2 separate regions of the Mus musculus genome follow, and region 2 is linked to region 1. A link is a loop called in an ENCODE intact Hi-C map of the cell type or tissue named here. Cell type or tissue: heart. All regions are shown on one strand. Links, peaks and the distances in the headings refer to the core of each region. The heading gives the core; the rest is flanking DNA.

Region 1 (16,034 bases), core at 5,147-10,146:
AAGAAAGCAGGATAGGCCTTAGTAGCTCAAAGGAAAACTTGTCAGTGAGGAAGAAGGAAAGAACAATACAACGACACAGAGGAACTAATAAGTCTTCAAAATGTTTTGCTGAGCCAGGCATGGTATCACACAGAATGAGGAAATAGAGGCAAGAAGACTGTAGTTCAAGGTAATCCTCAGGTACACAGCAAGTTTGATGTCAGCCTAGAATACCTTGCCCCCACCCACAAATAGGCAAATAACATACTGATAGGTGAAATAAACAAACTACATACAATAGGCTCCATTTGTAGAACATGTCAGAAAGGGCAAAAACTATTGAGACAAGAAACAAATCAGAAGTCATCAGGGAGTGAGAAAGAACAGTGTTTTACTAGGGAAAGCAAAGGGGATTTTGAAAGCAGCAAAACCATTCTGTCTGGTGATGTCATGGTAGAGGGTTGACATTCAGCAGAAATGTCTTGACAGTGGAAGATGGAACTGCAGTGTATACAAGCCCTGATGATCTTCTAGGAGGTAGAGGGGTCACAGTATAAAGTGCAGATTGTAACAAAAAGAGCTTAACTGTGCCACACATGTATATACATATCTGAAGCAGAGGAAAGGATTGATTTATGTCACTGTACACAAGAACAGATGCATAAGACTAAGTGCAGGCCGGGCGTGGTGGTGTGCGCCTTTAATCCCAGCACTCGGGAGGCAGAGGCAGGCAGATTTCTGAGTTCGAGGCCAGCCTGGTCTACAGAGTGAGTTCCAGGACAGCCAGGACTACACAGAGAAACCCTGTCTCAAAAAACAAAACCAAACCAAACCAAACCAAACAAACAAAAAGTCAGTGCATGTCTGTAATCTCAGTTCTGGGAAGGCAAAGACAGGAAGATCTGTGGGACTTGGTGACCATAAAGTAGGCACAAGTTCAGTGAGAAAATTTGCCTCAAAATAAATAAATAAATAAAATAAAGTGGAGGGCCAGCAAGATGGTTTGGCTGGTGCTTGATACCAAGTCCAATGGCCTGACTTTCATCCCCACATGGAAGAGAGAGAACCAATGGTTCTATCCCGTCCATATGTTTGACATGGCATACACAGACACACAATAAATAAATAAATAAATAAATAATGAATGAATGAATGAATGAATGTATTTAAGAACTGTAAATAAATAAGGTGGGATTGATTTTTGGCCTCTGTGCGCGTGCGTGCGTGCGTGCGTGCGCGCACACACACACACACACAAACTTGTAAGTACACATTAAAAAAACCCTAAAAGCAGATGGGTATGGTGGCACATGCTCATCTTTAATTCAGACACTCAGGAAACAGAAGCAAGCAGATCTTTTAAGAGTTTGAGACTAGCCTGATTTACATAGTCTTTAAAAATACTAAAGGCAGATGAGGTGCAGTGGGAGAGTATGAGTTAACACAATTCTAAACCACTGGGCAGTGGTGGCGTACACCTTTAATCACAGCACTTGGGAAGCAGAGGCAGGAGAATTTCTGAGTTCAAGGCTAGCCTGGTCTACAGAGTGAGTTCCAGGACAGCTAGGGCTATACAGAGAAACCCTGTCTCAAAGAAAACAAAACAAAACAAACAAACAAACAAACAAACAAAAAACAATTCTAAGACCACTAGATCTATATAATGCAGTTAGAGAAACAAAGAGACAAGGCTAGGTTGGTCCACATGGCAATGGATTAAAGTCAGAGACATCACTTTGAATTCCTGCTTAATGCAGACACTAATGCATGTCTATTTATATAGTGTACAGAGTAATGACTTTTGCAAGTCTCCTTGCTCTGTCTACTGAGAAGGCCCAGAAACACCACTCCATAGCAATGAGCATTTCCAATGAATGACTCCTTGGAGAAATGGCTCATTCAAAATCCACAACAGGAAATGCATAAGCTGGGCATACAGCCAGAAAGCAAGTACTCAAACAGGCATGTACATGCACACAAGTGCATGATACAGAAGTAGGTTGGGAAAAAAGATAAGTGGTATAGCACATGCCTAGCATGCATCAACCCATGGCTTTCCCCCTACAGAGCCAAGAAGCTTTTTTTAATGGCCCTATGTTGGCTCACAACTATCTGTAACTCCAGTTCCAGAGGATTAGATATCCTCTTCTGGCCTCAATCACACAAGAGGTGCACAGACATAGCACCCATACATATAAAAATAATAAAACTTAAAAGGGATCATGATAATTAACATTGGTTGTCAACTTGACATGATCTAGAACCACTGGGAAAAAAACAAGCCTCTGGGCATGCTTATGAGATATTATCTAGATTAGGTTAATTAATATTTCAAAGCATGAACATTCCATAGACTGGGATTCCAGACTGAAAAAGAGAAAAAAGAAAAACAGAGGAAGCATTCAAAGATTGAAGCTTGAGACCAACCTGGTCTACATGTCAAGTTCCAGATTCGCTAGGGCTGTATAGTTAAGACCCTGTTTCAAAATAACAAGTGAGAGCCAGATGTGGTGGCACACACCTTTTTTTTTTTTAAACATACAGGTTTTTTGGTTTTTTTTTTTTTTTTTTTGGTTTTTTGTTTGTTTGTTTGTTTTTGTTTTTCGAGACAGGGTTTCTCTTTATAGCTCTGGCTGTCCTGGAACTCACTTTGTAGACCAGGCTGGCCTTGAACTCAGAAATCCGCCTGCCTCTGCCTGGGTGCTGGGATTAAAGGTGTGCACCACCACGCCCGGCGGCACACACCTTTAATAACAGTGCTGGGGAGGCAAAGATAGGAAGATCTCTGTGACTTTGAGGCCAGCCTGGTTTATATAGTAAGTTCTAGGACAGCCAAAGCTACACAGGAAGGCCCTATATCAAAACAGAACCAACAACAATAGACTGTAATAAATCATTTATTAACTAATAAATAAATATCAGAGAATAAATAAAAGTGCTGTGAGGAAGAATGCGACATAATCACCAGAGCGGCTCCTGTCCGTAAAAGTTTGTGTTAACTGTCTATCAAATGCTATGGATTAAACACTTGGTCCTAGCCTATAATTCTCTGGACAGGGGTGGAACCCTTAGAAGGTAGGGTTTAGTGACAGGAAGTAAGGTCTCTGAGCTGTATCTTTGAAGACAATGTTGGGGACCTCTTCTTGTGGCTTTCTGGCCAAAATGGGATTGCCATGCTCCCTTGCCATGGTGTTCTGCCTCACTACATGGCAAGTGACTGACATTGCCCCACGGAGAAGGACATGATACTTTCCTTGTAAAGAGTGCAGTGTGGAAAGAGAAGGGGTCCTTTTAATGACACATCTCCATGAGTTAGCCATTGTCAACACTGGCCAATGGTGCTATGAGTACTGATACCCCAAAGGACGGATGAGCATGCTCCTACAAACACCTAAGGCCTAGCTAGTATTCTACCTTCATCAGCTTTCCTCAGAAATGTCAGAGTCATCAAACAAAGCACTCCTCGTAGTCACAGTGATCATGATAGACAAAGTCAATGTTGTATCCTGGATGGGATCTTGGGACAACAAAGAAACTTTAGAGAAATGCTGCAGAAAGCTAAATAAACTGAACTATACTTGATAGCGGACCTCTATTGACTCACTAATTGGACTAAGTGTACCATAAGCGTTTTTGTGATATTTTGACTTCTTCCTTTCCAATTTGTATCCCTTTGTTCTCTTTTTGTTGTCTAATTACTCTGGTTAGGAATTCAAGTACTATATTGAATAGGTAGGGAGAAAGTGGGCAGCCTTGTCTAGTCCCTGATTTTAGTGGGATTGCTTCAAGTTTCTCTCCATTTAGTTTGATGTTGGCTACTGGTTTGCTGTATACTGCTTTTACTATGTTTAGGTATGGGCCTTGAATTCCTGATCTTTCTAAGACTTTTAACGTGAAGGGATGTTGAATTTTGTCAAATGCTTTTTTAGCATCTAATGAGATGATCATGTGTTTTTTTTTCTTTTGAGTTTGTTTACATAGTGGATTGTGTTGATGGATTTCTGTACATTAAACCATCCCTGCATCTCTGGGATGCTATTGTGGATGTCTGGAAATGCTTGCTGATGGAAGCCTGATATGGCTGTCCTGAGAAACTCTGCTATGCTTGACATACAGAGGCAGAAGCTCACAACCAACCATTGGACTGAGCTCAGGGGTCCCCGATGGAGGAGTTGGAGATGGGACTAAAGGAGCTGAGGGGGTTGCAGCCCCATGGAGGGAGCAACAGTGTCAACAGGCCAGACCACCTACCCCAGAGCTCCTGGGGATTGGACCACCAAACATAGGGTACACATGGAGGGACCCATGGCACTGGCCACATATGTGGCAGAGGATGGCCTTGTTGGACATCAGTTGGGAGGAGAAACCCTTGGTCCTGAGGGTGTTCAATGTCCAGTGTAGGGGAATGCCAGGGCAGGAAGACAGGAGTGGGTGGGTGGATGGGGGAGCACCCTCATAGAGGCAGAGGGAGGGGGGATGGCTTAGGGGGTTTCCAAAGGGGAGTCTTGGAAAGGGGAAAGCATTTGAAATGTAAATAAAGAAAATATCCAATAAAAAAAAATAAAGTGTTTTCGTGATATGGGAGAAGGGATATTGGAATGCTTACTACTATCTCAGCCATTTTTCTGCAAATCTAAAAAGGGCTTAATCTGAATATAATACCTGCATCTGGAATCCTAGCATTCTAGAGATGAAGACAGTAATATCAAAAGAACAAAGTCACCCTTGGCTATATACTGGGTTTAAGATAGCCTGGACTAAGATCTTGTCTCAAAACACTGGAAATTTTTTTCTCTAAGCCTGAATGTGGTGACTCTCACCTGTAATCTCAGTACTCAGGAAGTTCTATCTAAGTTCAAGGCCAGCCACTATCCCACCATGTACTCCCCCCAAAAGGGAAACTAAGTCTTCAATAATAAAATGCAGTCTAATATAAAAAGTTTATATGAAAACATAAAACATTAATCCTTTCAGATTGTCTGTGTGGGTGTAGTCTGTGCTGGGAAGAGGACTTCTGCCTTTCAGCTGTCCCCAGGCTTCTGCTACTGCACCCCAGCTCCATGAATCTTGACTCCACCCTATTTGTTCCCCTTACCTGCTGGCTCAGGAGTTGAAAGTACAAAGCCCTGCCCAGCTTTCCCTTTGTTCCCAGCTCATTCTAATTCTAAAGCTTATTATGCTGAACCCCCAGAAGAGGAGGTGTTCCAGCCATGCCTTTAGTTGCCTAGCTTCTAACAGAATCATTGTAGAGGGTGATGACCTCCATCCAGCCTTTTCCTAATCCATGACTACCTCAGGTCTGGGCAGACACTGGGTCCAACCTTAGTCTTGCTTGCCATCCTCCATCACCTTTGGCAGCACTCTCCCAGCTTGCTGCCTTCACCCCAGCCTGTTCTCAGCTTCCACCCCAACTCCTAGATGGATGTTCTCAGCACAGTTTAATGCCTTCATGAGTGCTAGTTGGGAAGAGCCAATAGCTATCAGCTGGGATCCTGGGGAGTCCCAGCATGCTCCTTCCTAGCAACTACACTTTCTCTGACACCCCAGCAGGAGCACGCCCTGGAGAGAGCCTGCCCGGCATCGGAAAGTCCAATGCCTTTGTTCCCCCTAGTGTTCCACATCTCCTAGGAACTGTCCCTAGACACACAAACTGTCCCCATCAGTGCACACACTTCCACAGTTATCTGGGTTGGAGCACACACCATAGGCACAGAGGCTGTTTGACTTTGTTTTTTAGCTTCTTGGGAAATGGCTCATGGGTAGCTATTAGGGCAGTTGTTTACAGTACTTCCTTCTTTAGCCTCCTGACCATCAACTGAAAGTCAGTAAAGAAATAGAATCAACATGAATGCAGGATGTCGATGGGCAAGTGCAATGTCTTAGTTAGGATTTTACTGCTGTGAACAGATACCATCACCAAGGCAACTCTTATAAGGACAACATTTAATTGGGACTGGCTTACAGGTTCAGAGGTTCAATCCATTATCATCAAGGCAGAAGCAAGGCAGCATCCAGGCAGACATGGTGCAGGAGAAGCTGAGAGTTCTACATCTTCATCTGAAGGTTGTTAGTGGAAGACTGACTTCCAGGATGAGGCTCTTAAAGCCCATGCCCACAGTGACACACCTACTCCTATAAGGCCACACCTTGTAATAGTGCCACTCTCTTGACAGAGCATATACAAACCATAACATGCGACCTAAGCCTGGGGCTAGTCATTAGAGTATGGAGAGGTTCAGGCCCTAAGAAGATGAGGTAGGTAAGAAAACTGCTGCAGGAAAGACTGGCTGCAGGGAATCTAGGGTAACCCACAGACTGGGGAGGAGGGGGGGGAGAGCTGGAAGGTGGTATCATTACCAGACAAGAGGTAAGTGGGATCCCATGGAATCAGGTCTTGAGACCTGTCAAACTTATGCCCCTGAGATGTAAAGGCCCAGGAATCCTCAAGGTCACATTGGTTATCCTTAATGACCTTTGATTTCTGTTTCCCAGTTGCCTCCACCCTGGCTACCTTCTGAGCCCAGAAAAGCAGTGGCAGTCCCAGGTGCCTAAGTGTGGGTGACTGATACCTTAAAGTACCTCTTCGTGCCTACGTGGAGATGATACTACTTCCTTATGTTCCTGTACCTGGGGTTGGCGCAGGCCTCTTCACCCAGATGCTCATCACAGGCCCAGGATGGAGGGATGCCCTCACTCTTACACTCAGTCTTGACTTCTTGAACTCCAAACCTCCCCACACACAGCAGTGACCATCTCCTCAAAGTGCCATCAGCTCACCCACATGTTTCTCAGCCTACTACGTCCTTTGTTTCCCAGTCCAGCTCCCTGGACAAGCAGGATCTTTTTTTTTTTTTTTTTTTGCTTTTTTGCTTTTTCAAGACAGGGTTTCTCTGTGTAGCCTTGGCTGTCCTGGAACTCACTCTGTAGACCAGGCTGGCCTCAAACTCAGAAATCTGCCTGCCTCTGCCTCCCGAGTGCTGGGCTTAAATGCGTGCGCCACCACTCCTGGCACTGACAAGCAGGATCTTAAATTCCCAATAGAACCCATATCCAGTTCCCACTTCTACAGCCTGATTTTCCTGCTATTGACTGGACTCTGCCCAACCTCATCCAGATAACTGTTGTAGCAGCTCCTTTTCCTTTGCAGATCTTTATACTGCAATGGAGTCCTTTGTGCTCATTCCTTGGGATCCTCTTTTTTCTTCTCTTAAATGACCCCTCTCCTTGTTCCTTGGATGGCTCCAGATCTTCCAGGATATATGTGCTATGAGTAACTATGAGTAACTCTTCTATGGCCTTTGTTTCTCCAGGAGGACTTTGGTTCCATGCTGGAACAAACATGGCTCAAGTTAGGGTTTTGTGATGAGCAAGCAAATACACACACACACACACACACACACATACACACACACACACACACACACGAGAGAGAGAGAGAGAGAGAGAGAGAGAGAGAGAGAGAGAGAGAGAGATCTTCCTGATAGCCTGGGTGGAGATGCTGCCCCTCCTTCCCTCACCTATCAGGCTCAATCTGGCTCTGGCTGGAACTGCTTTTCTTTCTAAAGCTGCCGGATGGCTGCGGGCTTAGCTTGATGGGATGAGCCATCTGGGGACTTTGGTGTCTGATCAGATCAAGGAATTTGGGATTGAAATGGGCACGCCTCACCTTTCTAGTCCACCCCAGGCTAGTGTTGGCCTTGGAAAATTCCCAAGAAGCTGCTCTGCTGATGAAGAGGCCTAGAAGTCCCTGAGCAGGCAGGTTACTGAGCTTAGAGGGAGGGTCTGTACATCTACCAGGCACCAGGGGGCAGCCTCACCCTATTCTTACCCCAGTATCTATAGATCACAAGCCCTACCCACCCCCACATCAGGCAAAAGGTGGACAAAAGGTGAGTTATCATGGAGTCCCCTTCTGTACCTTGGTGACAAATTGTAACTCTGATCTTCGACCAAGCAAGCTACCCTTTGCCCACTCTGGAGACAAACAGAAATTGATCACACACAAAGCTGATACCATGATCCTCAGCCTCCAGGCTGTATCTTTGAGGAGGCCTAAATGTCTTGAGACAGCTCAGTACTTCTGGCAAAGTTCCACAGAACTCTTGGAGGACGATTCCCCCCCCCCCCCCACACACACACACACACTCCAGGCCAGCGCAGGGACAGTCCTTCAGAAGGCAATCGCACAGGGCACTTACTTTGGTGCAGGGACCAAGAAACTTTGCACCTGGATATCCAACTCTCCCTAGGTCCTAATTGGGAAGTGAAGAGGAAACATTAGGCAGGCAGGACAACCTTGGTGAAGGATGGTCCACCGGGAAACGAGATTCCAGGCTAGAAAGAGTGGAGAGAAGGGAGAAGGACTAAGGATGTCTGGAGGTCAACTAGAGACTCCGTTTTCCTGGTGGTTCAGAAAAACCTGAGGGGACTTTGACCCGACCTGAGCCAGGTGATCCTGGAACGAATGGAGGTTCGGCCCACGAAAAGAAAGTGCTGGCCAGCGCCCCAGGTAGCAGCCATCCTGCTCCCAACTGGAGCAGCGTCTCCTCTAGAGGAGGAGGTAGGCGGAGTGACAGGGAGGGCGGGATGGAGGGGGAGGGGGGGAGCGGTCGGGTCGTGGGGGTGGGGCGACAGTGACATCACCGGGAGTTGGTTCTTAAGCAGCAGCGGGTCGCGTCGGGAAAGAGAGGGACAGTTGGAGTGCCAAGGCGAGTCTTTGAGTCCGCCGCGGCCCGGAGAGCGGCTGTAGCCGCCGCCGCCGGGAAGGAGGGGGCTAGTCGTACCCGGGACCACCGGAGCCGCCAGCGCCAGGAGAGCCGCAAGCGAACAGGACAGCCACTTGGGGCTGGGCCGGGGCCGCGGGCCTCAGGCCCCTTGCTCCGGCCGCCGCTTGCAGACAGTGGGCTTCCGATGCCACCCGCGACGCGCTAGGGTGAGCCTCCGGCAGGGCGAGCAGTCCTCGCTGCAGCCGCCACCGCCGCCCGAGCCGCGGGCAGGAGTCTCGGGAGCCGCCGCCGCCCGGCCAGGCTCCACCGCCGCCCGCGCGCTCCCGGGCCCCCGACACACATGAGATTCTTCAGGCTCACTTTCAAGTGCTTCGTGGACTGCTTCTGACTGCGCCGCCCCCGCCGTCCCGCACCCCTCCCGCCCACCCGTCGCCCCGTCCCCCGGCCCGGCCGCCCCCGAGGCCCCCGGGCGGGCCCGCGCTTTCGGGGCCCTCTCTCCAGGTGCCACCGGAGCCCCCTCGCCCGCCCGCCACCCTCGAGGCGCCGCGACCCCCGGCCCGGCCTCACGGCCCCGCTGGGGCCATGGCGAAAAAGAGCGCTGAAAACGGTATCTATAGCGTGTCTGGTGACGAGAAGAAGGGTCCTCTCATCGTGTCCGGGCCCGACGGTGCCCCAGCCAAGGGCGATGGCCCTGCGGGCCTGGGGGCGCCTGGCGGCCGCCTTGCAGTGCCACCGCGAGAGACTTGGACACGCCAGATGGACTTCATCATGTCGTGCGTGGGCTTCGCCGTGGGCCTCGGTAACGTGTGGCGCTTCCCCTACCTGTGCTACAAGAACGGCGGAGGTGAGTGCCTTGCCCCTGAGCATCCTGGCTTTTCATCAGGGACCAATTCCAACCCCAGCCTGCCACAGGCCCACCAGAGCAGTGGGGCAAAGTCCAGAGGGTAGGGAGGCCCGCCCAAAGCGGGTGGAGGCCATGGTGCCCCCTCACCAACCAAGCGTTCTGTGACCCAGCACAGCGGCCTCCACCCCCCTCACCGGTCATGTGCCTGGCAGTGTGGAAGAGAGGCAATCAAGGGTAGCTTCCAGATGAACTGAGGGGCTGCCTCTCAGACTTCCAGTCCAAACTGGGAGTGATTGGCCACTGAGGTGGGAAGGGAAGCCCTGCCCCCCAATGGAGGGGGCTCTAGGAGGTGAGGAGCCCTAGTTGCCCTCATGGGTCAGGCACACAAGTGACACATTGTGTGGACCCCCCCACGTGTACACATAGGAATACGTACACACACACAATGGGCCACTCTGTCCCTCCCCCACACTCTCCTCTACCCTCCCTCTTCTCCCTTTTCTCCTCTCCCCTCCCCTCTGGCCCAGGCTTGGAACACTGGGTGCTTGAGCCAGGCTTGGGATGTCTGCGGCCTGGCCCGCCTGGCGCCGCCACTAGACAGGCTTCATGCACATCCCATGCTCAGTTGCCTAAGCCCAGCTTAGCAACAGTAGTGGGTGCTTGTCTGTCCTGGGACTACAAAGCAGCACTGGATTTCTGGAGAACTGAAGCAGCTGGGTGATGGGTGAGAAACTGAGTCCCAGAGTGGAGGCCTCTGTCCAAGGTCACACACAGAAGGATGCTGGGAGCAGGAGCCCAGTAAACTGCAATTAACTCTGTCACTGAGTAGCAGAGAAAGCTGATCCTGTGCAGATAGGGTCCTAGAGAGCAGTAAAGAGGAATAGGTCAGAGCTGCAGCTGCTCAGCTCTCCCCTCTTCCTACCACTCCACATAATTGCTGGAATACTGCCTCAGCCCCTTTCCTTGATTTGTCTCTCTTTGTCCTACACCAATACCCCCATAAGCAGAGAATTGCCACCTACCCAGCTTCCTCCTGGGACTCTCATGATTACAAAGTACAGGGTAGTTGGGCTCACTGCCGTTTGACAAGCCCCCAAGCCTGAGCACCCAGCCTGGCACATATGAACAAACCTTGGCCATTCTTTCCTGTTCTGCTGCCTGCCAAAAAGAAGTGTGGCACAAGAGATGGCCTGTATGCATAAGTCTGTGTGTTTTCAATACCTGCTATGTCACCCTAGGTGTCTATAGGCTCAGAACTCAGTGAGCCAAGGGCTCCCCATGGTATAGGGAACACTGGCTAGACACTGCTGCTGTGCCTCCTCTCAACAGACCTAGAGCTCATCTGCTGGGATTGTTCACGTTGAGCCTCTGAGTCAGTGGCCACCCTTGTGCTGATTCACTCAGTGGGAAGTCACGGGACTGGGGTGCAAGCTGAAGCTGGGGCTCTGTCTGGGCCTTCTAGGACTTCTGGAGTCTGGGCTGGTGTGAGGCCTAGACAGCTTGGCTGATGGGTTTGGGTTAAGTCCCCTCCTGCTGCAGGAGGTGATTTGGAAGCATCCTGAGCCCACTCCACACTTCCTCCTCCAGGTGTGTTCCTTATTCCCTATGTCCTGATTGCCCTGGTTGGAGGAATCCCCATTTTCTTCCTGGAAATCTCATTGGGCCAGTTCATGAAGGCCGGCAGCATCAATGTCTGGAACATCTGTCCCCTATTCAAAGGTGAGCCGCCATGGGCCAACTCTCAATTCTCCATTTTTCAATTATTGGGATGAGGGCCAGGGAACACAGTATGGCTGTGACCCACTTGAAGAAGTCTTTTGATTTCTTCAATGAGCACTAGACTTGGGGGGTAGGTAATTACCCCCCCCCCCATGAGCTTAGGAGAGAGTCTGCAGGATACTAGATCACACAATTAATTTGAAGAGTCAGGAACTAGGGGACAGGCTTGCTTCGAAGGGAAAGAATGGAACAGAAACAGCGTAGGGACAGGACCTGTTGGACACACTTGACTCACCTCAGAGGTCCTACTACTGTCCTTGAAGAAGCTGGACACAAAGGGGTGAAGCAATTTGCCAAGGTTGTCCTCTGACGGGATGAGTATTTTCCACACTTCCTCGGGTTGCTAGAAAGCTCTCTCAGCTTATGTATAATAGAGGCTACTGGGTAACATGGGGTGGAGACTTGCCTTCTGTGACTGCATCGTGGTACTGGAACCTGGGAAGGAGCAAGCATTTGAAGCTAGACAATCAACAGGATGTAGTAACTATATAGGTAGGAAAGAGCTATCTTTAGCTCTGGGCTTGGTGGAGGAGCTAAAGCACAGAGATAGTGGAAGAACATGGCAAATCTTAGCCAGAGACAGACAGACAGGAAAGGTAGCCTAGAGTTGGGACACACAATAGGGCTTTAAAAGCTTGGAGAAGCCTCTGGCAGGATGAAAAGAGGGAGAAGATGGAGGGAGGGATGGAGGCATATAGGGAACTTGCTGTCAGGAACTCATCAGGGATCAATGCCAACTCTGGAAGGGGAGATAATGTGGGTGGTAGGAAAATGGCCACAGAGGAGCCCAGAAGGAGTAAAAGTACTCATTCATCTTCAGGTCTGGGCTATGCCTCCATGGTGATTGTCTTCTACTGCAACACTTACTACATCATGGTGCTGGCCTGGGGCTTCTATTACCTGGTCAAGTCCTTTACTACCACTTTGCCATGGGCTACATGTGGCCACACCTGGAACACTCCTGACTGTGTGGAGATCTTCCGCCATGAAGACTGTGCCAATGCCAGCCTGGCCAACCTCACATGTGACCAGCTTGCTGACCGCCGGTCCCCTGTCATCGAGTTCTGGGAGTGAGTCAGGTGCCTGTGGGCCAAGCCCATCCTCTCTCATCCCTTGGTCTTTCCATATGTGGTCAAGCCCTGGGTGCACATGGCCAAGGATGCAAAACAACCAACCACTCCTGGGTTTTGTCTGTCCCCATCCTCCAGGAGTGCCTAGGCTGGTCTTGGGGCTTGAATAGACATTGCTCCTATAGCAACATGACATTTGCTATTGTCTTCTCATGTTGACCTCATTACAGAGCTGAAACTGCATATTTGTAGAAGGTTGGGGTAAATATGATGACCCCAGGGTAGTCCTCCAGACACCTGATGGTAGGGCCTGGACCTAGGGCTGTGATAAGGGAGGACCTGCCAACTCCAAAGCAAATCCCAGTCACTGTGCCCTTTGCTGACATGACCCTCAGGTGCCTTCCTTTCTTCTCTACCCTAGGAACAAAGTATTGAGGCTCTCCACGGGGCTGGAGGTTCCAGGAGCCCTCAACTGGGAGGTGACCTTGTGCCTGCTGGCCTGCTGGGTGCTGGTCTACTTCTGTGTGTGGAAGGGGGTCAAGTCAACAGGAAAGGTACAAGTGGGGGCATTGTAGGGTGGGGGCAACATTACCTGGGAGGTGTACTTGTCTGCAAGGGACACAATGACAATAGGAGGTGACTAGACTGAGGCTCAAACCTACAGAGAGGACAGGTTCCTAAACTCACACCTTTTGCTCTCACTTGTTGGTGGGCATCTTCTTCAATCTTCACCTCCAGGAACAATAACCTTCAGCCACTGAGAGTGAAAGGTCCAGACAGTAACTACCCTTCCCTGTGTCTACTGCCCATCCTGGCCCTTTCCATTTCCTCCTCTTCTACTGCCTCGCCTTCTGTTTCTTCCTACTCTTTGCTAGATGCTTAAGTTAATTTTGTCACTCTGGGTGAACGTGACCTGTGGGGACTCTCAACTCTGTGATCCTCAGGCCCCCAAGGAAGACTCCTTCAGAGGTTTCCTCAGGTTATAGAGACAGATGAACCAACACATTAAAATTGCTAAACCAGGTGACACGGTCAGGTCCCTGGAGGATCAAACTCCAGTGCATCAAGGTTCCTTCACAGCAGGGTCCTTAAATGCTGAGTGTTTCCCTCCCTCCCTCCTTCCCTCCCTCCTTCCTTCCCTCCCTCCCTTCCTCCTTCCCTCTTTCTTTAGCAATAACACCAAGCTGCAAACCCAACTCTGTCTTTCTCTTGCCCAGCTAGAGTCCCTAACTGCTAAGGAGCCCAGCAGCCTACCAAGAATGATCTGGAGTTTGGGACCACAGGGCTCTGAGGGATATGTGCTTATTATAATTCATTGTAACATTGCCATGGGTTTTCTGTGTCCATACTCCCCATATCTTCCAACCCCCATATAGGCATGCCCCATAGGAACAAACTTTCCTTCATTAGATGTTAGATACACCTAGGGACCCTCACCTTGGAATGCTATGGCCCTGTTTCTTCCCTCCTTTTATAGCTAACTAGAGCCTGCTATGAGGCTGCATGGGGTCCAGCCTGGCTCCTAGCTTCCCTGGGGGTAGTCCCTCACTCAGGAATAGAATCAGTGCTACTGGCTTTCCTAATCAAATTCTGAGCATGACTGCAATTTGGGGATATGACTGTTGCCCACGTTATGAGCTCACAGTAGCGCTGGGAACCAGCCACCAAGCTTAGGCAGGAGGCATCTTAAGGGGGATCAGGGATCCAGAGCCTCTCTGAGCACCCTGGCCCCCCAGATCGTGTACTTCACTGCTACATTCCCCTACGTGGTCCTCGTTGTGCTGCTGGTGCGAGGGGTGCTGCTGCCTGGAGCCCTGGATGGTATCATCTACTATCTCAAGCCTGACTGGTCAAAGCTAGGGTCCCCTCAGGTGAGGAAAGGTAGTTTGTGGCAACAGGGTTGGGAGATGCTGCCTGTTGTTGAACAGGGTCCCTTGTGACTCTTCTCTTGACCCATCCCTTCCAGGTATGGATAGATGCTGGGACCCAGATTTTCTTCTCTTATGCCATAGGCCTGGGGGCCCTCACAGCCCTAGGCAGCTACAATCGCTTCAACAACAACTGCTACAAGTAGGAACCCGCCCCTGCTCTGCTTGCCCTGTCTTGCCCTGCCCTGGAGCAGTGGAACTGCTTAAACCAGAATATTCTGTCCCTCCACCCTCAGGGATGCCATCATCCTGGCACTCATCAACAGCGGGACCAGCTTCTTTGCTGGCTTTGTGGTCTTCTCCATCCTGGGCTTCATGGCCACAGAGCAGGGTGTGCATATCTCCAAGGTGGCAGAATCAGGTGAGCTGCTTGACCTTGGCCAACCTCCAGAGCAGAACTACTCTGTTGTAGGGTGTGTGTGTGTGTGACACATGAGTTTAGCTAGCTCTCTGCAGCTGAGACAAACAATTCTCTGGAGCTGGGGACCCCCTGTCATCCACTCCCAGAACTGCAGCGTGTATCCTGTTTGTTGGGTGCTACAGATAGGAATAAAGGAGATGCTCCTTCAGCTCTGTTGTGTCACCCCAGGACAACCAGCAACTGTCATGGCTGCTGGAGCCCAGGGAGGGTAGTGAGTCAGGAATCCTGCTAATGCAGGGTGGGGCTGCCAAGGACCACAGCCTTTCAGAACTCTGATGTGAGATGCCTATAGGACCTCAGTGGGTTTAGCCATGCTAAGGCACAAACAGTCCTCAGATTTTTATTATTTTATTATCTGGGGGACAGGGAGGACTTGAGCATTAGGATATTCAGGATGGTGCTGAGGGCCAGTCTCACCCTGCATCTTTCCACTCAGGGCCTGGTCTAGCCTTCATTGCCTACCCACGGGCTGTCACACTGATGCCTGTGGCCCCACTCTGGGCTGCCTTGTTCTTCTTCATGCTGCTGCTGCTCGGTCTGGACAGCCAGGTTTGCAGGAGCTCTAGGGCAGGAATGGGGTAGGGGATGGTGGTGGTCAGGGGACTTGGCACATTGGGCAAGAGGTGCATGGGGACATGGGGGACCTGGGCCTGAGGTACCCTGGCCACAGTTTGTAGGTGTGGAGGGCTTCATTACCGGGCTCCTGGATCTCCTCCCGGCCTCCTACTACTTCCGTTTCCAAAGGGAGATCTCCGTTGCTCTCTGCTGCGCCCTCTGCTTTGTCATCGATCTCTCCATGGTGACTGATGTGAGTGGGGGTAAGGTGGGTTACTGTCAGTTTCCAACCATGGGCCATCTTCTCTGACCTGACTCTGTTCCTCAGGGTGGAATGTACGTCTTCCAGCTATTTGACTACTACTCAGCTAGTGGCACTACCCTGCTTTGGCAAGCCTTTTGGGAGTGTGTAGTTGTGGCTTGGGTTTATGGTAAGTCAAAATGAAGGGCTGGGTTAGAAATTGTGGAGTGGAATGGGGATAAATGGTCTCCAATTCTAGCCTTCCTGTCCACCTCATCCTGTTCCAGGAGCTGACCGCTTCATGGATGACATTGCCTGTATGATTGGGTACCGACCTTGCCCCTGGATGAAATGGTGCTGGTCCTTCTTCACCCCATTGGTCTGCATGGTAAGGCTGGGGAAGTAAGCAAGTGGTGTGGTGTAGTGAGGCACCAGTGACCGCAGGCATCTGTGTCCACAGGGCATCTTCATCTTCAACATTGTGTACTACG
Region 2 (13,940 bases), core at 1-5,000, 260 kb after region 1:
ATTATACCCCAAACTCAATGATGAGGTTTTTTTTTTTTTCCTAACAGGCATAGCACATGCCTTCACCTGGGTTCTGATGTCTTCCAAGGCAACCAGGAAGCTCTTTTCCATCCTCTGATACATTCTCCAGTACAACTTGTCCATCCCTCTGCCAGGAAAAGGACAAGAGACAAATGTTTCCAGTTCAGGTCACCCAATCAGAAAGATCTAACTTTGGAGCCGGGCGGGGTGGCGCACGCCTTTGATCCCAGCACTCGGGAGGCAGAGGCAGGTGGATTTCTGAGTTTGAGGCCAGCCTGGCCTACAGAGTGAGTTCCAGGACAGCCAGGGCTACACAGAGAAACCCTGTCTCAAAAAAACCAAAAAAAAAAAAAAAAAAAAAAAAAAAGAAGAAGAAGAAAGATCTAACTTCGAAAATCCCTTCCTCTGCCCTTGGTACCAGCCATATACCTACTCAATAGGTCTAAAGGGGCATTTTTGGTTGTATGTTTTGACATAGTCTTGGTAGCCCAGGCTGGTCTCAAACTATACAAGCAAGGCTGACCTTGAACTCTAAATTCTCCTGTTTCCACCTCCAGAGTTCTGGAATTACAGATATGTGTACCACGCCCTGCTCCAGAACATTTTTGGAATGGCTGATTGTCTCCCATGAACCCAGTAGGTTCTGATCCTTCTTGCTTAGGTCTGGGTCTCTCAAGTGAAGAGGGTAAAACCCTGAATGAGGAGACAGGCAAGACTGAGTTTGATGCCACAGAGGCATCAAAGGGAAGAACATAGATCAAGACCTCCTTTCCATAGCTCAGAATGTGTCTGTTGCTCTGGCCTCTTCTGTCTTAGGACACACCCATTTCCGCCCTCAGCAAGCTGGGCTCCACCTTCCTGAGGACCCTGGGTTGTGCCTACCTGGACATGCTGAAGAATCCTGTGGACACACCAGTCCCCTAGTTCTGCATACATGTTGGTCAGCTCCTCATCTTCTTCTCCAAGCTGCTCCACCAGGCTGAGCAGCATCATGGGCACTGCCATGGGCTCTGTGGCCAGTGCCCCTGAGAGCTGAGGCCGGCCCAACCCAGCCGGGTCCTCCCGTACCCAGTGGATGATCTGATCCATCATCTCTATGGCTTCACTCTGTGAGGAGACCAGAGAGGCTGCCCTGTCCCAGCACATACTTCTTCCCCCAAGGACTCAGGGCTCAGCTTCTTCTCCCAATACTATTTTCGGGGACTCTGGGATTCAGGTCACTCTCAGGCAGAAGGGCCCAGTGAAGAAAGCGAAAACCTTTTCTACCTGGACACAGGGCACTGTTTGCCCAGGGTCCCTTTAGGGTTAGGGTTAGAGAGCGCTGAGGAAACATGTGGTCACAAAATGGTAGGAAACGAGTAAATGGGTCTTGTGGCAGGTTCCCAGGCCTGTCATTAGAGTACACTCATGTCCAACAGCCTGTGATCCCCTACAGGCTCCTACATACCTGATAACGCACTTCCCCCGTTACTTTCCACAGTTCATTCATGGCCATGGTGTAGAAGCACTCGCTGAAAATGGTCCGCTGCACCTTCACTGGCCGGCCATCCCGAGTCAGCACAAAAGCACATTTCTTGCCAGGTGGTGCCACCCGGGCATAACGCAGCAAAAATTCACCACCTGGTGGTTGGAAAGTATGCATGGTAGGTAAGGACTCTGAATATACTGCCTCTTGGAACCTGCCAGTCCCTTTCCTCTTCTAGAGCCCTTTAGATACATTGAATACATAACCCACTGAAGCCCCTGGGGAGATAGGGCTAGGAGAGGGGACCTGCTCTTGCTGCATCCAGAAGCTCAACACGGCGGAAGCGCTCAAAACTGCGGTATAAGCGACAATACATCCATACCTGTGAGGGAACACAGTTTAGAGAGGAGTAGCTGGGGTGGAGGGAATCCTAAGTATCCCTGGGTATACCCTATTGTTGTGTGAACACCTTAAGTGTGCAAACTGACCTGCCTCCCCTGCAGCCAAACATATTTGAGGTGATCATATACCTTCCCATCACGGCCAAGACATGTGAAGAAGCCCCTGTGAGACAAGTGTTGTCAGAAAGTGAAGGAAAGAGCCGTTCTCCATAGCTTCACTACTCTCCTCAGGTCAGTAGATCTGTGTGTCACCTCCAAGTGAGATAGGGGGAGGGGGGCCCTAGGAGGATCATGGCAGGATAGCTAACCCGTGTTCCTGGTCATGGGAATGCTCCATCCAGAAAGCGATCACACGATCAAGCTCTTGTTCCACACGCTTCTTCCAGACCTGCAGTGTCTCCCGTTCCTTCTCCATGTCCTGTGAAGTGAATCAGGGCAGAGCAGGGAAGCACAGCTCTTCCTTCACAGGGACTTCCTGAACCAACTCGAGTAGGCCCCAGAGCTACTTGATTCCACCCCACCACCACAGGGCCTCGAGCCAAGGATACAGTACTCCCACCTCTTCAATGGGCTTCTGACCCCACCATTAGTTGGAACCATCCACTACCACATACCTGTAACATTAGGAGTCCTAGGTCCATCATCTGCTTTCCTCCAGGAATTCAGACTTGGTCGCGATCCCGTGACTATCACTCAGCTGACCGAGCAGTGTCCCACCCACCTGATCCTCTTCAGAGTTCCGAAGGGCCCCGAGTTGGGGGCGGGACGAAGGGCGGGGTTTCAAACCCCGCCTTCTGCTCTTCTAGGCCTGGACTGAGCAGTCAAGCTCTAGATCCCCCTGGTGGGAACTGGGTGAGGAAGTCTGGCCTTATGAGGAGGGAGTAGGTAGGAGACTGAATCTGGGCCTGGCAGCTGAGGCTGGTGATCTCAACAGATTGTGAAGTTAGGGTGCCCCTGGAATGACTGAATCCTGAGACCCTGTGACCCCATATTGTCGGCAAGCCCTTTCCTTTAGCTTCAGCTGTCTGAGTCCAGTAATTTACAACCATTAGCCCTGGTTGCCAGTTGCTGGATACTTCACCCCCAAGGATGATTCTGGAAAAACAGGTGATAACCATGCAGAGTAGAGTGGGCATCCTCCAGCTCTCTGGCCCTTCCTCCTAGGTACACAGTATAGGTTGGCTCTGTGACAGGCTGGTTAATCTGTTCCCCATTCTTGCTACCCACTGGGCACCCTCATTGCTCAGCAGAATTCTGTGGAGTGAGAATTTCAACCAGAATGCCAGAGGTACTTGTTCTGATTTTCTTTTGTCTTTTTTTTAAAACATTTTTTAAGATTTATTTATTATTTATTATATGTAAGTACACTGTAGCTGTCTTCAGACACTCCAGAAGAGGGCGTCAGATCTCATTACGGATGGTTGTGAGCCACCATGTGGTTGCTGGGATTTGAACTTCGGACCTTCAGAAGAGCAGTCTGGTGCTCTTACCCACTGAGCCATCTCACCAGCCCTTCTTTTGTCTTTTTTTATTTGTTTGTTTGTTTTTTCGAGACAGGGTTTCTCTGTGTAGCCCTGGCTGTCCTGGAACTCACTCTGGGGACCAGGCTGGCCTCGAACTCAGAAATCTGCCTGCCTCTGCCTCCCAAGTGCTGGGATTAAAGGCGTGAGCCACCACTGCCTGCATTTTCTTTTGTCATTTTATTTTATGTTTCAGTGTTTTGTTGTTGTTGTTGGTGGTGGTGGTTTATTTTTTGTTTGCTTTTGCTTTTGCCTCTATGTATGTCTGTGCACCACATGCATGCAGTATCCTTAGAGGCCAAAAGAGGGTATTGGATCCTCTGGACCTGGACTTACAGCTGGTTGTGAGTCTCCACGTGGGTTCTGGAAATGGAACCTGGGGCCTCTGGAAGAACAGACAGTGCACTTAACTGCTGAGTCATCACTCCAGTTCCTTGAACATGTTCTTAATGATGGACTGCAACCCAGGAGTGTAAAGTAACTAGACTTCCTGACTCATCAATGCTGCTTTGGGAGTTGGTCAGTAAAAAGAATTCAGTTTCTAGATATGGTTATGTTCTTGTGCTACCTGCCCCTTCCCAGCTGTGTGTTGACTCATTTCGCAATGACTGCTACTTTCCAGGTTATGGCTACTGGGTGGCTCTGCAGGTTGTAGAATGGCTCTTTCATCCTGAAACACTTCATCTTTATGGTGTTTAGGAATAAGCCTGATCTCAGTGTCTGTTAAGTATCTGCTGAAGCTGCTCTGTTCATCTTTACCCTTAGCCTAGGTCATGCCCAGGGACCTTGGCTCTGTATCCAGGAAAGCTTGCATGCTGTTATTTAAGCTGTATTTATCCATCTTCATTGTCTCCCAGCTTCTCTTACACACATATCATCCCTTTCAAGCTCAGCCAAGTTAAGAGCATTGGTATGATAGAATGGGTGGTTCCCTGGCCCTGAGTCTCATGGGAATAGGGTGATGCAAAGCTATGATGCCTTTCTCCCCAGGAGCTCAGTTTGCTAGTTTGTTTGCAATAGGGTCTCATGTATCACAGGATACCTTGAACTCTATTAACCAAGAATGGTTTTGAACTCCTGCTCCTTTGCGTTCACCTCTCAGGGCTGGGACTACAAGTGTGTTGCATCACATCCAGCTTCAAGCTGCACCAAAGCACTTCTGATATATTCCTTTAAAATATTTTTAATTATATTAATTATATGCATGTACGCATGTGTCTGTGTGGGTGGGTTGTCCATGGAGGCCAGAGGCATTGAATCCTCCTGGAGCTGCTCAATGAAGAAGCTTGAGGACTGAACTCTGGTCCTTTGCAAGAGCAGTATACTCTTTACTTGCCCATCCTTCTAGCCCTCTATATTGCCTGCCTTCCAGAGTGGGATGAGAAGGTGAGCACAGGGAAGAAGGGTAGCTCCATAGGTAACAGCTACAGGAGTAGGGTGGGAAAAAGAACCCTTGCATTTCTCCCAGGCTAAATGTCCACATGTCTTAGCAAATCTGCACAGGACAACTTACCTCTGCTGACCCATGTCCTCCTATCCCTGGACATTGTTCTCAAACCTCCTATCTGAAGGACAGTGTATTGCTCCTCTTCCTGGGCCTGTGGCAAGCTTTTAGTGAGAATTCTGGAATTTACTTTAAAACCACATGACTATTATAAGAATGTGCTTTTGTTTTAATCCCAGGTATAGGGATATGGGGCTGCTGTAGACTTGTTTGTAGCAGCTCACCATGATTTTGCCCCATGCTGCCACAGAGGCATGGCTCTGCCAGCTGCAGATAATTTCTGTGATTGTGGATGTTTGGAATTCTAGGAACTTTTCAGAAAATATACATATACATATATATATATATATATATATATATATATATATATAAATACAAGGACCCCCGAGAGGTAAGGTTGGTGAATGTTGGTCATTTATGGAGATTGGTTGCAGTTTGTTAGTAGCAGTGGTCAAAGAAGAAACAAAAAGAAATTACATTCAGGGATTTTCCTAATTCCTCTCATCTCTATCCTTGTTCCTCTCCTATTTAGTGTTAGGGGGATAAACTGGAGGATAAAGGGTGAGGAAAAAAGAGCCCACAATGTAGCAAAGACCAGCTACATAGGTTAGTGGAACTTTCCTTTGCTCTCTTTACTGACAGGATACCTTCAAAAAACAAACTGTAGTAAGTTTTGGTTTATTTAAAAATCCAGTTATGTTATATGAATGTTTGTGTTTTATCCCAGGTGTGGGATATAGGGCTATTTCATTTCATCCACAGCATCAACTATGATTGTCTTATGCTCTTGATGGGGGTGGGGGCGCATGATTTTTGCCAGCTGCAGATAGTTTAATTTTGGGGACTCTGGAGAGAGTATAAATTCAAGATCCCCTGTAAATGAAGAAAATACCTAATTAAAAAAAATTCAATATCCAAGAAGGCCTGCTGTGGCTACTGTTCCTCCTTCCTGCTGAGGGTCCTGCCCCCCATCCCTGCTGTTGGATTTGCTATTGCTGGATGGCTGTTGTGCTGGGCTGCTGAATATTCTGATGACAAAGACTGGACTTGCCCCATGAAACAGGATGACCCTAATGAGCAGGAAGTAGTCTATTTTGTTGGCTGAAAGAGGTTGCTTCCTTTCCCCTCTAACCTTTCTCTCCTACCTAGTGTTGGGTTGGAAAGAAAGTAGAGATATAGGAATTCAATCAAAATATATATGCCAACAAGTGGTGCCCAGATGTAGGGATTATGGGAAACGCAGTTTCTCATGCTGTAGAGGACACATCAGGGTATGAAGGGATTAATATACTGTTTCAGAATGTCAGCAAAAGGTTTACTACAGCGGCGGCGGCTGGGTTCTCTCCCACTTTGTTCCCACAGGGGGTTTTCTATTTCTTTGTCTTCTTCATGTTTTCCGTTTCAAAAAAGTTTGGGAGACTGGCTGAATAATAGGAAAAGTTGTGAATGGATATGGAGGGGTCTGAAAAACAACAACAAAAATGTATGAAATAGGAAAACCAGAAGGGTCACTCTAGTCTCTCATTTGAAAGAATTGCAGAGATGGCCGTGAAACTGGAGAGTACAGGTTGAAATGCTTGAGAAGTGGGTAGTTCTGGAAAAGATAAAAAACGGTTCAGACTACCAAACAAACAAACAAAAACCCAAAACAATAAAAAGCGGGGCGTGGTGGCGCACACCTTTAATTCCAGCACTTGGGAGGCAGAGGCAGGCGGATTTCTGAGTTCAAGGTCAGCCTGGTCTACAAAGTGAGTTCCAGAACAGCCAGGGCTACTCAGAGAAACCCTGTCTTGGGGGAAAAAAAAGGCTTTTGATCTTAAATTGTAGGTCGAGAGCAGGAGATAGGAAGAATAACCTTATCTCAGACAGATGGCCTTGATCTAGTCTAAGAACAGGGCAGGAGATAAGAAACACTGTCTCACCTGATTTTTAGATTGCTTTAATTGCTTTAATTATCAAAATGCATGTGGTTATAAAGTTTGATGGTTATGATATTAGAAATCCTCTGGGAGAGAGGTCAAGCTACTAAATTGAGTCAGTCTATATCTTTGATGATTTCAGGTTACTGGACCAAGGACATGGTATTTTGGGAGAGAGGTTCTGTATTTGTGTTAATAAGAAAGAAGGAAGGGCTTTGGACCCCTTCCAGAGTGATATGGATCAGATATGACAGGGGAAGACTCCCCTGAAGATCTTGACTATAGAAAAAAAATTTCAAGAAAATCAAACAAGACAGGTAACTTAAATTGCTGATTTCTCATGGGAACAGTCTTGTAACTGGCTTAGACATAAAAATTTCTCTAGCCAAAACCTCAGCTAAAATTAGGTAATAAATCTTGTTGGTTGAAGAATCCTTTTTTTTGGGGGGGGAGGCATTTCGAGACAGGGTTTCTCTGTATAGCCCTGACTGTCCTGAAACTCAGTCTGTAGACAGACCAGGCTGGCCTTGAACTCAGAAATCTGCCTGCCTTGGGAATAAAGGCGTGCGCCACCACTGCCTGGCAGTTTTGGAATCTTTAAGATTTATTGTGTCAGACTTCACATGACATGAATGAAGATTTATTACAATTGGTTATTAATCAAATTAACTCATAAAAGGATAGTTGTTTTTCACCTGCTTAAACAAGAAAAATTCATTCTTAACTGATCTGTGCACCTTATATAATCCCTACAAATATCTTAATAATATAAAATTTTTGTATATTACAAAATTTACAGCTTTGACAAGATCCATCTGCAGGGACACTCAAAGGACCTACTGTTCCAGCTACCTGCCTCCCAACACAGCTTCAGGAATAACTGCTGATTCCTGATGGACTTGGTTCATCCAGCCTTTCAGAGAGATCCAGTCTAAATCTCAGTCAAGTCCCGAGCCTCCTAAACATACAGATACTGGATAACAGATGCTAAAGCCAGCTTTTTAAAATCTAACCATCTTTTCTAATTTTCCTACCCCTCCCACCCCCTTGAAAGTTTTTCATCACCCCTATTCAACAAGAAGCCATAGAGAGTCGTCATCCCAATTCCTTGGCTTTGGATGTCTGGTTATGGTTATTTTATAAATTATAGATAGGTTGTCATTTTAAGGGATAATTTGGAAATGACCATAATTTTGAAGAAGGATGAAATATATGGGATAGATTATTAAATTTATTTATTTATTTATTTATTTTGTTTTTTGTTTTTTGTTTTTTGTTTTTTTTTTTTCGAGACAGGGTTTCTCTGTGTAGCCCTGGCTGTCCTGGAACTCAGTGTAGATCAGGCTGGCCTCGAACTCAGAAATCCGCCTGCCTCTGTTTCCCAAGTGCTGGGATTAAAGGAGTATGCCACCACTGCCCAGCTCCAGCTGAACTCTTAATGCCCCTTGCTAATACTAAGATTATATATATCATTATGGGTAATCAGTGAAGATTGGCAAAGAGCTTGTAGTAACTATTTGGGAGAAATTAATAACAAATATCCTAAAAGCAAGCATTCACAGTTTATAAAAAGAACAAATTGGATTCTCCCATGTATTCCAAAGGGGATGCCAATTCCTGAAGCACCTAATTTTATACTTATACAAAGACGTTGGGAATGACAGGCTATAAGTCAGACAAAATGAGCAAAGTGATCCAAAGCCCATATACTTAAGCTCAAAAATCAGAGTTGTATGCGATCTAAAAGTACTGATTCTCAATATGCAGAAAGAGTTGTTTTGCGTATAGAAACTGCTGACTTTATTCCTGATAATTCAGAATTAATGTTGTTATTTGTGCAACTGTAACAGGCAATCATAAATACAAACTATCTGTAGAAGTTTGTCCTAATTCTTCCTCCAACTCCATACTTCCAGAAATAAGACTCAGACTCAAAATCTATAACTACACTTTTCTCTGACTAAAATCATAACTTAAGCTCACCCATTTATTTTAACCCACATTCTGCTACATGGCTGGTTACCTGTACTCAGGTACCATGTATCCATCTTGTCATTCTTCCTGGGTGAATTTCCCGCACCTGCTTTAACTCACTATTTCTTTTTGCTTCTTCAATGTCCTACCTCCTATTTCCTGCCTGAACCATAGGCTATCAGATTTATTATTGACAGGTGCCACATCCATACAGACATAAGATATTCTCTCTACAACTATCCATTTCATATCACTCATATTTAGCCTCATATAGGTTTGCCAGGTCCATTGGCACAAGGAAACAAGGAAATTGACCAACTATTAATAGGAACTCTATTAAAAGCCTCAAATTTTCATGAAAAATATCATGTTAACAGTAAAGTCTTAAAGAAAATATTTTCAGCCAGGCATGGTAGCGCACGCCTTTGATCCCAGCACTTGGGAGGCAGAGGCAGACGGATTTCTGAGTTCGAGGCCTGGTCTACAAAGTGAGTTCCAGGACAGCCAGGGCTACACAGAGAAACCCTGTCTTGAAAAAGAAAGAAAGAAAGAAAGAAAGAAAGAAAGAAAGAAAGAAAGAAAGAAAGAGAGAGAGAGAGAGAGAGAGAGAGGGAGGGAGGGAGGGAGGGAGGGAGGGAGGGAGGGAGGGAGGGAGAGAGAGAGAGAGAGAGAGAGAAAGAAAGAAAGAAAGAAAGAAAGAAAGAAAGAAAGAAAGAAAGAAAGAAAGAAAGAAAGAAAGAGGGGGCTGGTGAGATGGCTCAGTGGGTAAGAGCACCCGACTGCTCTTCCGAAGGTCCAGAGTTCAAATCCCAGCAACCACATGGTGGCTCACAACCATCTGTAACGAGATCTGACGCCCTCTTCTGGTGTGTCTGAAGACAGCTACAGTGTACTTACATGTAATAAATAAATCTTTAAAAAAAAAAAAAAAAAAAAATGAAAGAAAGAAAGAAATGAAATCTGGCAGGTGGATGTGTTTCATTTTGCAGAATTTGGAAAACTAATGTATGTACACCATAGCATTGATACATATTTGGGGTTACAATGGGCAACTGCTTTGAGTTTCTAAAAAGCTGATTCTGTAATTGTAACTGCAGGGGCTGTTGTGATAGAATTTCAGCTCATGTCAGGACAGACCACACCAGGCCAATGCAGTTCCATGTGAGAGATTTATTGTGGGGGGTGAGGGGGGTTAGGTAGGGGTGGGGGGTAGGGAAGGGGACAAAAGGAGCAATGGAGTCGAAGGTAGAAGAGGAAGAACAGAGAGAGCAAAGGTCAAGAGGGTCTGCCTTTTATTTAGGATGTGCTGTAACTGCTCACAGGTAAAGATGGGAGGTAAATCAAATGGACGCTAGGAATGCATGGTGATTACCATGACAATAGATGCGTGGGTCCCTGTTGCCTATGGGTGATGTTTGCTGGATTCAGAGGCAACCTGTAACTGTAAAGCTGATTCCTGATAGCAACAGGGACCTTTCTATGTTCACAGAGGTTTCAATTTATTTATGAATGCCTTTGGACTTGCTCCCAACTAACTTGGAACTCAGTTATCCCATTTATACTATTCTGTCTGCTACATGGCTGGTAGTTACTTCTCAGTTTCATATGTCTGAATTTCTCCAAGTCTGGGTCATGAATCGAAGTGGAAACTTAAGAGTTCTTTGGAAAGATGGTTGGATGGGGTCTTGCTGGTACAAACACGTGAAGGAGTGTTTTCTTGAAGTGGACACAGGTGAAAGGCTAAGGCAGACTCATGAAGGAACATTTAGCTGAAGCAGACACAGGAGAAAGGATATTCTGCTAAAGCAAGCATGTGGAAGGACATGTGATGGATTCTTTGCTAGCAACACTCATGTATTGGCCCACCTTACATTATGTAGTTGAACTCCATTTGTCAGGATATCATAGAGAGAGGGTATGACTAGGACTCACCAGACAGTGAAGGAGGCTGAGCTAGGCTTGCTTATAGAGCTAACTGTATAATGTTTGTGGGTCTCAAGTCTTCCCTGATCTTTGCTTACCTAAGAGAGGCCCAGCTGAGAATTTCTCCTGGTGTCCCTCCAGGTCCCTCCTGCTAACTCAAGCCTAGGTTGAGGCTTGGCTGTCTCTGCTAAGTTAGTGCCACCATTGCCAATTTGTGTTTGCTATCCTGACTCTACCCAACTGGACTGCTGGTGTATCTGTGAAGTATTTGCGAGTGGATCAAGCTGCCACCGCTAACCTGTGAACTGATTTCCAGATAACACAGACAGGAGTTGAGCCAAAGAACCTTTCTAAACAGGCCCACTTCCCCCATATCCTTTCTTTTTCACTACCTCTGGTGGGGTTACAGGTGAGATTAAAGCATATATAAACTATTATTAAAAATAAGTTTTGAAAAAATTAAAGTTATAGCAAATCCTCCTGTGCCTTTCCCAGAGTGCTATCTCTACTGGAACTCTTACTCCTTCTACTTCCTGCCTTTGCTAATAGGTTTTTTATTTTATCCAATCAAGGATGACTTAGGCATGCAAGGAAGGGCAGTTTTCTCTATGTTTTAATAGGGAATGAAAAATATATGGTTACCATCAAAAGTTATAAAGATTGTATCTTGGGAAGACCTCCTGCTAGCTGAGACATGAATGTCTGTATAGCCAATGAATCTTTTTGGCTAACTGGTCCTCATGACATATTACATGCCATCCTTTAACATATTATGGATGGAGATTTATATTACAGTTTGATAGCAGTTCAAATGGACTTATAAAATTGATAGATGCCTTTCACCTGCTCAAACATTAAGCAGAAAAATCACTAGCTAGTTTATGCGCACCATGCATTCCATACATGTTAATGCAGAAATGTACCTATAATATTGCCTTTAAAAGTTTGTGTGTGGGCCGGGCGTGGTAGCGCACGCCTTTAATCCCAGCACTTGGGGGGCAGAGGCAGACGGATTTCTGAGTTCGAGGCCAGCCTGGTCTACAGAGTGAGTTCCAGGACAGCCAGGGTTATACAGAGAAACCCTGTCTTGAAAAACCATTAAAAAAAAAGTTTGTGTGTTTTCAAAGCAAACAGATCATACACCAATGAAAACAGAGTAAGTAGCCTGGGTGATCCAGCCTCACCGGCTCCTCAAAAATTTGCATCCAGATCAACATCAAAACAGCTAGCTCAGATGGCTCAGCTTCACGGACTTCTTTCAGCTAGGACATTAAGCCTTGCTTTTTCCTATTACTGAGACTGGACAGTCTTAAGACTAGATAGTTATAGTCTTAAAGTTTTCCTTATTAAAGATTAAAAACAAAAGCTTAAGTTATTTAGGATCTAAGATGTTTTTAGGTTGATAATTCAAGTTATAATAGGAAGTGATTTAGGTTCAGAACTTTGGACTCACCAGGACAAGATAGCGGAGTACTTTTTCCAAGGTTGCCAAATACATATAGACTGAACATTGTAAATATAATTATTTGATAGTCCTCATAATTGTTCTTATTGTATTTAGCTTATTAGAGACAAGGCTTTATTTTGGACTAAAAGGGGAGAAATGTTGTGAGAGTTTTGGTTTAAAAACCCAATTATAGAATTTGTGTTTTAACCCCATGTGTGGTATATGGGCTGCTTCAGTTTGTCTCCAGCCATTAACTATGATTGCCTTGCCTTCTAGAGGAGTGTGATTTTTGTCAGCTGCAGACAGCTTAATTCTGGGGACTCTGGAGAGGCCCGAGAGGGCCTGTTACTCCCACTGCTGTTGTGTTTGCTATTTCTGGATTGCTGGACTGCTGCATATTCTGACAAAGATTGGACTTGCCCCAAGAAACACAATGACCCCAATTAACAGGAAGTAGTCTATTTTCTTGGCCAAAAGAGGTCTATACCCCATTTCCTCTCTAACCTCCTTTCTCTCCTACTGTACTGGCTAGTTTTGTGTCAACTTGACACAGGCTGGAGTTATCACAGAGAAAGGAACTTCAGTTGGGGAAATGCCTTCAGCTGGAAGGCATTTTCTCAATTAGTGATCAAGTGGGGTCCCCTTGTGGGTGGTGCCATTTCTGGGCTGGTAGTCTTGGTTCTATAAGAGAGCAGGCTGAGCAAGCCAGGGGAGGCAAGCCAGTAAAGAACATCCCTCCATGGCTTCTGCATCAGCTCCTGCTTCCTGCCCTTCCTGCTTGAGTTCCAGTCCTGACTTCCTTTGGCGATCAACAGCAGTATGGAAGTGTAAGCTGAATAAACCCTTTCCTCCCCAACTGCTTCTTGGTCATGATGTTTGTGCAGGAATAGAAACCCTAAGACACCTACCTAGTGTTGTGGGGGTTAGAAGGGAGGTAGAGCTATAAGAACCCAATAAAATGATATGCCAACATGAAACCTTGGAGGTTATGCACCTAGTGAGGTTATGCTCGCAGCCCCAAGTTGTTCCTTAGCTGTCCCAGGCTGGTGCCATCTGGGGCAGGGAAGAGTCTGGGTGGAAGGACATAGTGGATACCACATGCTAAGAAGTGCTGCTGTAGAGCCCAGTAGTGATGTGAGCACCAAGAAAAGGGCTTTTCAGAGGAAGCCTACTGCATTGGTCCTGTATCAGGTGCACAGCAGCACTGGGCTCATAGAAGGCAACTTTCGGTACCAAAATGGGTGAGAAAAATAACACATGGGGCTGGAGAGAGAACACAGTGGTTAAGATTGTATACTGCTCTTGCAATTCCCGGTACTTAAGTTGGTGCTCATTAGCAGTCTGTAACTTCAGCTCCAGATGACTGTCTCTAGGGTCTGAGAGAACCTGCACATACTCACTCACATATGTACACAGAATTAAAATAAAAAGTTGGGTGTGGTAACCTTTAAATCCAGCACTTGGAAGCAAAGGCAGTTTGAGGCTTGCCTGGTCTATACAGTGCCAGGACTGCAGTTCAGTCTCTGACTCAAAATAAATAAACAAACAACAGAAGCAGCAGAGCTGTATTAAGATGTTGAGGAAATGTGTCTCCACACCCTTTCTCTATCTCACCCAAGGACCTGAAGAGGCATGGGGGTGGTATGCTTGCTCCTGTCAACCTCCTGGCATCTGGAACTGCTATCGCTGAGCCCTGGCTGTAGTCCAGGGCTGCCTTATCTCCAGACTTTCTTAGTTTTCTTCCCAGTTAGCACTGATCAATCGTA

The links. A loop is a pair of places that touch in the nucleus more often than their neighbours do. Peaks named below come from ENCODE experiments on the same cell type or tissue, not always from the same donor. Only the 100,000 strongest peaks of a DNase experiment are listed, where the experiment ranks them.
Region 2: a loop joins it to region 1, with 2.1 times the contacts of the local background. A loop is called at or near these places in 1 of 42 quality-filtered maps.

What each region holds. Positions count from the first base shown.
Region 1 is chrX:73,664,502-73,680,535 of GRCm38, forward strand. Slc6a8 (solute carrier family 6 (neurotransmitter transporter, creatine), member 8) reads left to right here and starts at 8,632. Exons shown (of 13, transcript NM_001142809.1): 1 at 8,632-9,549; 2 at 11,137-11,268; 3 at 12,149-12,398; 4 at 12,820-12,952; 5 at 14,135-14,269; 6 at 14,365-14,468; 7 at 14,563-14,687; 8 at 15,184-15,296; 9 at 15,418-15,555; 10 at 15,631-15,733; 11 at 15,831-15,931; 12 at 16,004-16,034. The coding sequence starts at 9,288. It overlaps Gm32261 (predicted gene, 32261), which reads right to left and starts at 9,801. Exons shown (of 3, transcript NR_166888.1): 1 at 9,528-9,801; 2 at 8,178-8,313; 3 at 5,906-7,307. In heart, for the core only: a CTCF peak has its summit at 7,776 (motif pointing right); DNase peaks (open chromatin) are centred at 7,770, 8,640, 9,860 and 9,950; H3K4me3 peaks cover 2,253 bases; H3K27ac peaks cover 1,903 bases; H3K27me3 peaks cover 1,714 bases.
Region 2 is chrX:73,928,213-73,942,152 of GRCm38, forward strand. Renbp (renin binding protein) reads right to left here and starts at 2,638. Exons shown (of 11, transcript NM_023132.3): 1 at 2,502-2,638; 2 at 2,196-2,305; 3 at 1,975-2,050; 4 at 1,793-1,868; 5 at 1,469-1,641; 6 at 904-1,128; 7 at 67-148. The coding sequence starts at 2,531. In heart, for the core only: a CTCF peak has its summit at 2,726 (motif pointing left); a DNase peak (open chromatin) is centred at 2,659; H3K4me3 peaks cover 990 bases; H3K27ac peaks cover 692 bases.